2 separate regions of the Homo sapiens genome follow, and region 2 is linked to region 1. Evidence: chromatin contacts called from ENCODE Hi-C or POLR2A ChIA-PET data. All regions are on one chromosome and are shown on one strand. The core of a region is the stretch at or near the end of the contact, and the rest is flanking DNA. Distances in the headings are between cores, read along the strand shown. Region 1 overlaps BIRC6 (baculoviral IAP repeat containing 6). Region 2 overlaps BIRC6 (baculoviral IAP repeat containing 6).

Evidence for each region. Hi-C counts contacts between places; a loop is a spot of excess contacts on that map. ChIA-PET counts read pairs that join two places held with the same protein, here RNA polymerase II (POLR2A). Pooled maps may share reads with other maps.
Region 2: a map of naive thymus-derived CD4-positive, alpha-beta T cell shows a loop between it and region 1 (1.9-fold over the local background). The contact joins two enhancer-like sites. A Hi-C loop is called at or near these places in 3 of 168 maps with a recorded cell type or tissue (CD4-positive, alpha-beta memory T cell and naive thymus-derived CD4-positive, alpha-beta T cell) and 10 of 50 pooled maps. POLR2A ChIA-PET finds 5 or more read pairs at or near these places in 7 of 52 experiments (AG04450, CD8-positive, alpha-beta memory T cell, OCI-LY7 and 4 more).

What each region holds. Positions count from the first base shown.
Region 1 is chr2:32,588,838-32,594,640 of GRCh38, forward strand. It overlaps BIRC6 (baculoviral IAP repeat containing 6), which reads left to right. Exons shown (of 74, transcript NM_016252.4): 67 at 5,078-5,223. Among named protein-coding and RNA genes, the nearest start is that of BIRC6-AS2, 17 kb to the left of the region's middle. Within about 2 kb of position 3,379, at least 4 of the 41 ENCODE cell types and tissues checked have a DNase peak (open chromatin) inside an H3K27ac peak, as active enhancers do.
Region 2 is chr2:32,555,592-32,562,125 of GRCh38, forward strand. All of the region lies in intron 65 of BIRC6 (baculoviral IAP repeat containing 6), which reads left to right. BIRC6-AS2 (BIRC6 antisense RNA 2) reads right to left here. Exons shown (of 2, transcript NR_125793.1): 2 at 1,929-2,281. Among named protein-coding and RNA genes, the nearest start is that of BIRC6-AS2, 16 kb to the right of the region's middle. Within about 2 kb of position 3,765, at least 2 of the 41 ENCODE cell types and tissues checked have a DNase peak (open chromatin) inside an H3K27ac peak, as active enhancers do.

The sequences.
Region 1 (5,803 bases), core at 2,129-4,628:
ATTCATTCTGTTACCCACAAAATAGTCACTCTGTGAAGATGGGACCCTTTAGCATTTACAAGTTAGTTCTGGTGAAATTTATCTCCTGCTGGTCATTCCAGCTGGTATTATCTTAAGATGAAATTAAAATATAGCCATAGTAGTTTTACTTTTGAATAAATATGGTATTTCATAGCTTCCTTCAAGCAGGAACAAAGCCTTTTTTTTATATCTGATCTTTTGTGCAGACTTTTTCTGCTGTACTCCAATAAGCAAAAATCGTATTTAGTGTAGTTGGTATTTGATGGTTTCACCAAAAATTTGAGAGAGAAACTTATTGTGAATAAAAAAATCTTATTTGCTGCCAGGGCATGACACAAATGACTCTATGTTCAGTGTAAAGTGTTCTGGATATTTAACTTCTCTTTGAACAGCATTGAAGCAAGCATCTTTTATTGCCGTTTTTCCTAGCTATCTCAAAGTTTCTTCCTAATGGAAAGTTGTTCATCATAGTTTTAAATAACTGAAGTCACTTGTACAAGTACCCCACTTCCTTTTTATATACCTAAGCAATGGGAGATCACTTGATTTACATCTTTCAAGGCATATTTTCTACCAGACTCTTTTATTTTAACCCCCATAAGCTGGATCTTCTAGCACTTTAGTTAAAAAAAATTTCAGTTCCAGCCCTCCTACTTTGATTTCTGTTGAAAAACACTCTTTTACCTCTGCTTCTTATACCTAAAAATGAAAAAGTCCTGATTTCTTAGCCAGATAGCATTTGTTATACCCATATATTTCTTTAAACATTCCTGTTTTTGATGGTGGTAAACAAGTTCAGTTGTTTGTCAGTCTTTTTTCACACAGATAGGCAAATATTTATTTTAACATCTCTTCTTTGACTGGCTCAGTTGGGTTGTCCCCTGGTAAACTGCTGAAACATATTATTTGTGGCAACTCTATTTAACAGTAGCATGCAGTACCTTCCGTATGTCTGGTGATGTTTAATTTGGCCTAAAAATTAGTATATTTGTGTCTAGTATAGAAATCAAGGTTTTATTTTTAAAGGCTTCTTATAACTATTTTAAGTATTCCCTTCTTTCATGCTCACTTATGCTACCAAAATATTTTTCTTTCAACATTCATTTAAATCATTCAAAATTAAACTGGTACTTCCACTTAGAGATTAAGTAAAAACAAAAGGGGATCATAGAGTTAAAAACTAAGCTTTAAATTAATCACAGAAAACATTTATAGTACGGAGATCTTCGCCCGTTTACTGGTGCATTTCAAGAATTATTTTTGTGCATCCTGGAGATACTAGAAGCAGTTTCCCACAGTAATATTTTTATTTACTCTTTCAGTTTACCTCTAATCTAAACTATAATTACTGTCAAAGAGCTTTAGAACTGAGGAGCACAGTGTGATCAGTGCTTTTTGGTAAATGTAGAAGTTTCATTCTCTTATAGTTTTAGAATCTTCTTCTGCAGTGCTAATTCTTAATAGTTGTGAATCTACATTTCAGCATGTAGTCTCCAGATAACTTCTTCAAATGGCTCTCCTTTTTTAAATGTTTATTGCAACTTTGCAGTATGTTTAGCTTAGATTTAGGAGTGCAAAGGGTTAAAGGGGTCTTGTTTTATCAAGGAAATAGCTGTATTAAGCTGTTTTCAGTTTTTGGATTATAAAATACCATAATTCTGACATGGTGTATTTAGTCTTACTAATACTCAACTTTATTTGGGCGGTAGATACTGGTAGAGGCAGTTCAATATAATTGAATGTTGAGGTATGGGTTTGCTTTTTTGTTTTGTTTTCAGGAGAAAGATTTGCCCATTTTGCTCACATCCTACTTCAGATATGTGTCACAGAGCCAAAATTTGTTTAACTAATTAGCTATTTAGTTGGAATTCACAGCATAGTGGAAAATGTTTGCAGATAATTCTGTGCAATAGTGGAAACTTCAGTTGCTTCCTCGTATTTCTTCAGGGCAGTGATCACAACCAGATTCAACGTATGCACAAAGCAGCGGATACCATGGTAGCGGCCGTCGCTGATTGCTTTTACCATGTTGGATCCATTGTCAGTCTCAAAGACCTACTTCCAGCTAGGTGCCTTGAACTCAAATAGCTTTTCACACAGACTTCAGGATGTGAGCTAAGGTATGGCCTTTTTTCATGAGCTGGGCCTACATATGGGTTGACAGTAACCTGCAACTTTTATAGAAAAGAGACTACTGGCTATAGTTTAATGTCAGACAATGACTAGTTAGAATCATTGATAGGCAGGTAGTGTGTGTTCTTCATATATTCAAAGTATTCTCACCATTTAGAGATTTTCTTTTTTTCGGTGTGTTTTTGTCAGACTATTCAAGTAAAGATTTCTCATTAGAACCTGGTCAAAGGTCTAATATATATCTGCTTTATGATTCAACCATTGTCTTCAATATGAAATATATATCATTTCTTTCACACATTTGATGTAAAGAATTTTTTTAAACTTCTGAGGATTCTTGCACAATTATTTTTCTTTTACTTTTTCTTAATTATGGTAAAAAAATAAAATTTATCATCCTAACCTTGTGTACTATTTTAATAATCTCTTACTAATCTTCTTTTTAAAAGTGGATTTAGGAAATTGGCATGAATAGAGCTTGAGATTTAGAATCAGTAGTTCCAAGGGTAATCTACACACTGGGGTGGTAAATACAATAAAGACCTAAACTGGATTGATGCAGTTCATGCTCCATGCTAAAGATTCTTGTTTCATCAAAGAGAAAATAACCTTTCTGGAAAAAGAGCTTCACTTTCATATCTTCCTTCTCTGCAAGATATGTTTCTTTAAGTGAAATCTTTATTGAGAGTACAGTGGGTTAACTCATTGATTATAGGCTTAGGAAACTATATTTTATTATGGCTGTAATCATAACTGCTTTCTGAAACAAGTTACTGTTGTTTTCTTATTCAGTGGCCCTGTTACTTAATAATTTGTCAAGACCTGGTAATAGAGAATCATTTACAACTGGGGAGTAAGAGTCTTTGTAAATTCAAAGTGGGTACTGTCAAGCAGCTTATGCACTTCTCTTCATTCTCAGTGTTTGACACTGATTGTTATTAGCTATTGACAAATGCAGAAGTTGGTAATCTGTTTGAGTTACTCTACCAGAATCATGTCTTTATTAAGAAGTGACTCACTGTTAAACTACAGTCTCACCTTAATTTCATAGCTGTAAAAGACACAGTATAGTAGTTGACTCGAGCAGTAAAATTCTCTGATATTTCAGTCTTCAGACGTACACTATACTCTCCTTATATATGCAAAAACATATATTCAGATACATGTACATAGACGACAGTTGATGACTGAAATGGTGTACAGTATAACATCTGCCAAGTCATTTCCTGAGTGGTAAAGGAAAGTGGCCATGTGTTCTCTGACTTCTTATAACTCAGGGAAGATAAGAAGAGAGCACAGGAAAAAAGGCAGCCATTCAGTGACATATTATACCTCTTCAGTTAAGTCAGGTGACATAAGTTTTTACCTTCTAGTTAAAGATATCTGTAGAAACTAGTTTTTGTTTACACATTGTAGGAACCAAATTCAAAACACATGCATGATACTATTTTCATTTATTCTTCCTACCCACTTGAGTGGCTTCTGAGTTTACTGTTTATCTACCTTGAGTTAAGGATTGAATAGCTTCTGAGCAGATTTTTGTTTTTGTGACAAGGAAAGGTTCATTTGTATGTAGATGACATAGTATTATTTGTTAAGGATTCTTTTTTTTTTTTTCTGGGAGATGGGGTTTCACTCTTGTTGCCCAGGCTGGAGTGTAATGACGTGATCTCGGCTCACTGCAACCTCCGCCTCCCAGGTTCAAGTGATTCTCCTGCCTCAGCCTCCCCAGTAGCTGGGATTACAGGCATGCGCCACCATGTCCAGCTAATTTTGCATTTTTAGTAGAGATGGGGTTTCTCCATGTTGTTCAGGGTGGTCTCGAACTCCCAACCTCAGGTGTTCCACCCGCCTCAGCCTCCCAAAGTGCTGGGATTACAGGCATGAGCCACCATGCCCAGCCTATTTGTTAAGGATTCTTCTACTGTCTGTTACTCTTTTTATAGTTCTCTAAGGCTCCATGACCACTTTGCGAGATAGTATTTTAATGTAATGACCAAGTCCCTTTTTAGGTAGGTATACAACTAAAAAAATAAGTGATGTATAGTTTAGATCATACCTTAGCATAAATATTTTAAACACTTTTATTTATATACGATTTTAGTTTGTTTCAAATGATCTATTTAAAGAATTATAAAGATGTAGATTTTTGAAATTCTAAGCAGTAGTGTAAAGATGTTTGTGATGTCAATAATGTGCTGAGAGTTGGAATAGAGAAAAGGAAATAATGTTTAGTTGTGTTTTCAGTGACTCTTGTATTAAACTACTAGTACATTTATCTAGAAAATTTAAATAAAAATGTAATGTCCTATATACTTAAACCTTGCTGTAATACATCCTATTGTGATAACAATGTGAAATGAAATTGGGTACATTTTAGATCCTGATAGGAAATAACAGAATAATATCTTTAAAATGAATATGCCCTAAAACTTAGTGTCTCATTAAAAGATCCAATGTATAGAAACACATTGTATTAAGACACCCAGTAATGAACCTACATTTTACTCTAAAATATGTTTTTTTTTCTTGGAAATTTAATTCTGAGTGAAATACAAATAGTATTAAAATTTAAAAACTGCTTGTGGTCCTTTAATTCTCAAATATTTTAGGTGTAGAAGTGATTTCTGTCTCTGAATATTTATAATTATGTGTGTTTTTAAAAGTGTGTCTCTGAGGACATCAGGTATCTGGATCTTTTACAGTATGACATTTATATAATGTCTGTCTCTTCTCTGATTTTATATTAGAAGGGAAAACCTACCCATAACTTTACTAGCCAGTGGCTTCAAAAGCAAGTTAATATAGATCATGTGTGTGACAAATGAAATGCACACACTCATTTGTATATTGATTTATGGAGGTGTTTTAGTCCTAAAATCTTAATTTTCCTTGCTTTTCTTTCCATATTAAAAAAATTCAGATCTAAAAGGGAAAATGTTAAAACAGGAGTAAAACCAGATGCGTCTGATCAAGAACCAGAAGGACTTACTCTTTTGGTACCAGACATCCAAAAGACTGCTGAGATAGTTTATGCAGCCACCACCAGTTTGCGGCAAGCAAATCAGGGTACAAAACTTTTCCTATTATGCCACTTTTCATTTGATGTAAAGATGTTTCATTTACTTACTGAAACCTGCCTTTGTGTTTTTGCTTTATGTTAATGATTTTAAAGCAAGTTCATTTACCTAAAAATTTTGTTCTCTGTTAGATTTTGTTCTTTATCTGATTTCAATCATGTATAGTCTAATTTTTAAACATTTCTACTATATATGATTGCTAAATTTAGTAGGCTGAGAACATACATTATAAATATTTCTTCCCCCTGAAATTCATGAAATTGAAAAAATGCCTTTATATTAGATAGAAAATAGTACATTAAGACTATGGGTGAGAATTTAGTTTAAATTGATATCTCTGGCTGGCGCAGTGACTCACGCCTTTAACCCCCCCAGCACTTTGGGAGGACTAAATGGATAGATCACTTGAGCTCAGGAGTTCAAGATCAGCTTGGGCAACATGGTGAAACCCCGTCTCTACGAAATACAGGAAACATTAGGTGGGCATAATGGCGTGTGCCTGTGGTCCCGGCTACCTGGAAGGCTGAAGTGGGAGAATTACCTGAGCCTGGGAAGTTGAGGTTGCAATT
Region 2 (6,534 bases), core at 2,515-5,014, 33 kb before region 1:
CACTCCAGCCTGGGCGACAGAGCAAGACTCCATCTCAAAAAAATAAAAAAATAAAAATAAAATAATCTATCAGATTATTCTACTAATTAGAGTAGCAGGCCAGGTGTGGTGGCTCACATCTGCAATCCCAGCACTTTGGGAGGCTGAAGCGTGAGGATCACCAGCCTGGGCAACTTAGACCCTGTCTCTACAAAAGAACAAAAAATCAACACTCGCCTGTAGTCCCAACTACTCGGGAAGTGGGATCCCAGGAGGGCGAGGCTGCAGTGAGCCGTGATCATACCACTACACTCCAGCCTGGGTGTCAGAGTAGACCCTATCTCAAAAAAAAAAAAAAAAAAAGGTAGAGTAACCTGCCACTTTATTTTTAGCCCAAAGTATATTTTAATAGTATTTTAATATGGCTCTAGTTTTTGTGACAGTTAGCTGAGCAGTACCAATAAAAATTAAAACACTTGCCTATGTTTAATGTATTTATTTCTATATATGGTCACTAGCAAGGCATGTTGATAGCGACTCAGAGTATCTATAACGTAAGTGCTTATCAACAAATGTTAATTCCTTTTATTTAGAGTTTTCATTTTTGTCAAGGGCATCCAATGTGGAAATGACTTTGGTATAGAATATATGACTCTGTGTTAAATAATTATGACTGGTAAGTTTTATAAGGGGAGGACAGGTTGCTTAAATTAAAATTTAGATGGGTTTTGAATTGCTTTGATTTGTACAGATTTGTAAAGTTAAAGTATTAGTTCACATCTCAGACACTTCAGGGATACCATTCTTGACTACCCAGCGTAGTCCTTTCTCTCCTATGAGCTGCTCACGTACCTAATCCTTATATTGTCACCTTTCACACTGTAGTCCAGCTATTAAGAAAAGCTTAATCAGATTTCCACATAACTACCTACCAGATTAGCCATAACTCTCCATTTCTTCTATGAAACATCCCAGTTAAGAGTGAGCTGTGTTTGTTTCCAGATTTGTTTATGCCAGTTGTATTTCCGCTATATAATTGTTTTGCAAACTAGATGTTTTTATGGTAAATCATGAAATGCTTTAAAAAAGTCCTACAGGCCAGGCTCGGTGGCTCAAGCCTGTAATCCCAGCTCTTTGAGAGGCCGAGGTGGGTGGATCACCTGAGGTCAGGAGTTCGAGCCCGGCCTGGCCAACATAGCAAAACTAAAAATACAAAAATTAGCCGGGTGTGGTGGACGGGCACCTGTAGTCCCAGCTACTTGGGAGGTTGAGGCACAAGAATTGCTTGAAGCCGGGAGGCAGAGGTTGCAGTGAGTCAAGAACGAGCCACTGCATTCCAACCTAAGTGACAGAGCAAGACTCCATCTCAAAAAACAAAAAGAAAGAAAGAGTTACTCCAGTTTACTTAGAGAATATATTAAAATGTTAACAATGGTAGTTTTATTTTGTATTACCCACATTTATCAGAGAAATAATGTCAATATTTTATTGAAACAAGAAAGTTTCTTTTCTATGTAGTCTTTATTTTTCTATGTGGCCTTATCTTTACAACTGCTTAACTACCAAAAGTCACGCTAAGGCTCATTTCTTTGGAGTTACTAAAATATAATTTCCAAAGACAGTTTTTAAAATATTCAGTGTTCATTAATGCTAACTAAAACTTCATTTTTCTAAACATTTTCATAGTCTTCTTTCCTATACTGACTAAATTTCCCTTTCCTGTATTCAGTAGATTACTAGAGGCTTAAGGAAAACACAAACCTAAATGCAGTTTTATTTTAATTAATGTGTATTTTATATGTACTCTTAGAAAAATGGTTGTAGCATTTTTGCTGTTGTGTCTTGTATACGTTACTAAATCTTGTATGTTTTGGAGTAGTCCATCTTCAGTGTCCATATTCATTGCTTTGTCCTGTTTTTTTCCTCTGTGTAAAGTTAAAATTTACCTGTTTGCTTTGTTATAATTTTATTCCTCAAACTGGAAGCATCATATAGTAATTGCTCTTAGAGCAAGGGAGTTACCCTGGGATGTATGTCTTAATATTCTGGAGGTGTGCTTTTAAAGGATAGTTTCTAAATCTTTCTTGTTAGAGCCAGGTTTTGCCCTGAATGCAGTCCCTTGAACGAGACCTTCAGAGTGTGGTATGGATGTAGACCAAAACAATCACTAAGAGGTTAAGTACTGTTCCAGCTATACCTAACATAGTCAAGATAGATTCTTCTTTTTCTTCTCTTCTTGCTTCTTAACATCTTCTGCTGTAGTGATGACAGAAGTACCAGTTTTCCCAGAAAATGTCTTCATCTAGAGAAAAAGAGAATGATTGTGAAGCAAATTGCTAGAAAATGTATTTATTACAAATACTAGTACATACTAGAAAATTGCTAGAAAATACTAGTAAATACTAGAAAATTGCTAGAAAAGAAATACTAGCTAGTAAATACTAGAAAATGTATTTACTAGCAGAGAGCTAGTAAATGTATTTATTATACATGTTGCATTTCTTGCGTAGTTTTTCAGTGTGCAGTCCTACTTTAGTCTGTTAACGTGTTGGAAAATGATAGTAAATGAGTGTATTTTAATAGAATTTAAAATCTGTTGTTTTTAACATTTGGGCTGAAGAGCCGAAAATATAATGAAAATGTAGAAGTTAGATTCTGCCATTTACGTATTCTGTATTTACTTAGATACTTAAAAATTTTTACGTATCTAACTAGGCTGATGTATTTAATGTGAACTGCAATTTATATACAAAAAACTACACATACTTAGTGTATACAATTCGGTAAGTTTAGAACATCAACTCCTTTTTAAAGCAACTCTTTTGGGGAGCAGTTGAGCAGAATAGGGATTTAAATAATTTTTTCCTTTGAAGATTAGAGGATCATTGTGTCATTAATTTTATAATCTAGTATTGAAATTAATTCCATTTTACTAATATTTTGAAAAAGCAATTAATAGCAGAGTTTATCTCTTAATAAAAGATTTATTTCCACAGATTAAACACATCACATATTTAAGCTTAAAATAATGGAGTTACTAAATGTCAGAGTTTTAAAATAATTAAAAGAGAAGTGCTGCTTACCCTACATTGCATCAGGAGTAAAGTGTTATCAGATATGTTGCTTTAGTCCACAATAGTGATGAATGAACCTTTTCTCTTCACGGAGGGCTTGTGAACAAAAGCTGAACAAGCTTCATATCAAAGATGGCAAATGTTTTCAGTATATCCTGAAGGGATGTATCTTCGCTGTTAGTAATCTGTGGTAAATTTCACTGTAACTATTTGATGTAAATTGCTAGCCTCTGCAAGTAAGTCACACTGTAAATAGGCTCTATTTTTTAGTTTTTTTAGGTTTTTTATATGCTGAATCACATATTTCCTCCAAAATGCTAATGTTTATGGTTATTTCTTTTGAATTTTCTGTCTGATGAACCTTTACACTGTTCTTTTTCTTTTCAGCTGTTTGAAGATACTTTTCCCCATTGAAATGTTTTAGTTCCAAATGCAGAAAGTGATTTTATTCCTCTCCCTACTACCAGTTACTACTATAAAAATGAAAAAAATTGTTTATTGGCATAAGTTTTGTAATGTCACACACCCGCATCTGTAGCTGTTGATGACAATTCCAAGATAGTCTTCAAGCTATGCATAAATCAGCAAACAGGCCCTTTTGAGGATTGGAAGGATAGTGACTTCACTTGCCTGGTTGTAAGCTGTAACACTGATTAAACATGCATTTGGTGCTTGCTGAGTAAAGGAGCTGCAAGCTGCACTTGGAGACATGGTGTTGCATAACAGCGTGTTGTGCCTCTGTTCTTTGTCAGGCAGGCGCACATTGAATCCTGTAATAACAATGAAGTATGTGTAAAGGAGCTAAATTTGAAGACATCTAAGGGTTTTCTGATGAAGCTCTTCATGGCAAAAATAGAATGAAAGAATTCAAGATTGAAGTAGTTTTTATGTTGTTTTGTGCTTTAACAGGCAGGTTTTTATTAAGGGTTTATTATCTTTATCCATTCTTGTTGCTTGCTGACCACCGGTACACATTAATTTACAATAAAAGCACATGTCTTAAAAGGAGAGCATAAATCAGCTCTACATTAGTTTTCCAAGTTCTCCTCTTGGTTGGGGGGGTCTTCAAAATCTTTAAAAAAAAAAAAAAAATAAGGCCGGCACAGTGGCTCACACCTGTAATCCCAGCACTTTGGGAGGCCAAGGCCGGTGGATCACCTGAGTTCAAGGGTTTGCCTGGCCAACATGGTGAAACCCTGTCTCTACTGAAAATACAAAAAAATTAGCCAGGTGTAGTGGCGGGTGCCTGTTATCCCAGCTGCTTGGAAGGCTGAGGCAGGAGAATTGCCTGAACCCGGGAGGCGGAGGTTGCAGTGAGCCGAGATCACGCCACTGCACTCCAGCCTGGGCAACAGGGTGAGACTTCATCTCAAAAAAATAATGACAACAATAATAATAAATCCGATATAAATAACACATGTCAGGTTCCAGACATAGGCATAGATTGTCATATGCATTAATATAGAATTTGACTTAAAGAAAAGCATACTTACGTAACTAATGGTTGTCAAGAAAAATACAGAAATACAAAAAACTTGATATTTTTAGTTTAAAATGAAGAAATTTGATATCTTGAGATATTTTTTAAAGTACAGTAATGAAATTTAAAGTTCTTTTTAAAATTTTAAAGATTTTTGTAAAATAAACACACAATTTTATCTCTCACATTTTTTGGACTATTCCCAGTCTCGTGTGCCAGTGCTTATTATTACCTTGTTTTGCTAGCTTTTGCCTTCATACTCCTTGATATGAAGAGAATATCTTCTTCTATTTCCATAATGTAAGATTCCCAGTTGGCCTCTCCTAATGCTAACTCAATAGAGTAAAATATATACCAGTTAAATAAGAGGGAATAGCATGTTTCATTTATTTCAGAGGAGCTGTGTTGTTTTCTCTATGCCCTTTTGTTTACATGTGAATATAATGTAACTATATATTTTTTCTTTTTTCTTCTTCAGTCATAGTCTTCTCTGCCACCCGGGCTGGAGTGCAGTGGTGTGCTCATAGGGCACTGCAGCCTTCAATTCTTAGGCTCAAACATCCTCCTGATTAGCTGGGACTACAGGCACCTGCCACCATGCCCAGCTAAGTTTTAAAATTTTTTGTAGAAATAGGTTCTCATTATGTTGCCCAGGCTAGTTTCAAAACTCCTGGCCTTAAGCAATCCTCTTGTCTCAGCCTCCTGAGTCACTGGGATTGCATACATAAGCCACTGTGCCCGACTTTTTTTTTTTTATGCAACATCTCGTGCTTTATAAATTGACCTGCAAGTAGGCCGGGGGCGGTGGCTCACACCTGTAATCCCAGCACTTTGGGAGGCCGAGGCGGGTGGATCACGAGGTCAGGAGGTCGAGACCAGCCTGGCCAACATAGTGAAACCCCATCTCTACTAAAAATACAAAAATTAGCCGGGCGTGGTGGCACGTGCCTGTAGTCCCAGCTACTTGGGAGGCTGAGGCTGGAGAGTAACTTGTACCCGGGAGACAGAGGTTGCAGTGAGCCGAGACCATGCCATTGCACTGCAGCCTGGGTGACGGAGTGAGACTACATCTCAAAAAAAAAAAAATTGACCTCCAAGTAACATACTTTTTTTTTTTTTTCTTTTTTCTTTTTTTGAGATGGAGTCTAGCTCTGTTGCCCAGGCTGGAGGACAGTGGCACGATCTTGGCTCACTGCAACCTCCACTTCCCAAGCTCAAGTGATTCTCCTGCCTCAGCGACCTGAGTAGCTGGGTCTACAGGCGTGTCAGCACGCCTGGTTAATTTTTGTATTTTTAGTAGAGGCTGGGTTTCACCATGTTAACCAGGCAGGTCTGCAACTTCTGACCTCAAATGATCTGCCCACCTCGGCCTCCCAAATATCTGGGATTACAGGCATGAGCCACTGTGCCCGCTCATGAGTGATATACTTTCTAATTAGTATTCATTAATTATGAAATTTGAAATCGTTCGATTTCATTTTATTTTGATTTTTTTTTAGTTGTAAATTATATTCAAGGTTTTTTTTGAACCTAAAGTTTTTTTTAAAGTTTCTGGGATTATCTTTTATGTTTATATGAAGAAATAATGCTTTAATCATGTATATATATATATATATTTATTTATTTATTTCTAGATTTTGCTGGGGGCAGTGCTCACGCCTATAATCCCAGCGCTTTGGGAGGCTGAGGCGGGCGGATCACGAGGTCAGGAGTTCGAGACCAGCCTGGCCAACATGGTGAAACCCCGTCTTTACTAAAAATACAAAAACTAGCCAGGCGTGGTGGTGGGCCCCTGTAATCGCAGCTACTCGGGAGGCTGAGGCAGGAGAATTGGTTGAACCCGGGAGGTGAAGGTTGCAGTGAGCCGAGATCATGCCATTGCACTCCAGCCTGAGTGACAGAGTGAGACTCCAACTTAAAAAAAAATAAAATTATTATTATTTCTAGATTTTAACAATTGGAATTATCAGTTATATTTGTGCTTGCAAATTTGTGGGATCT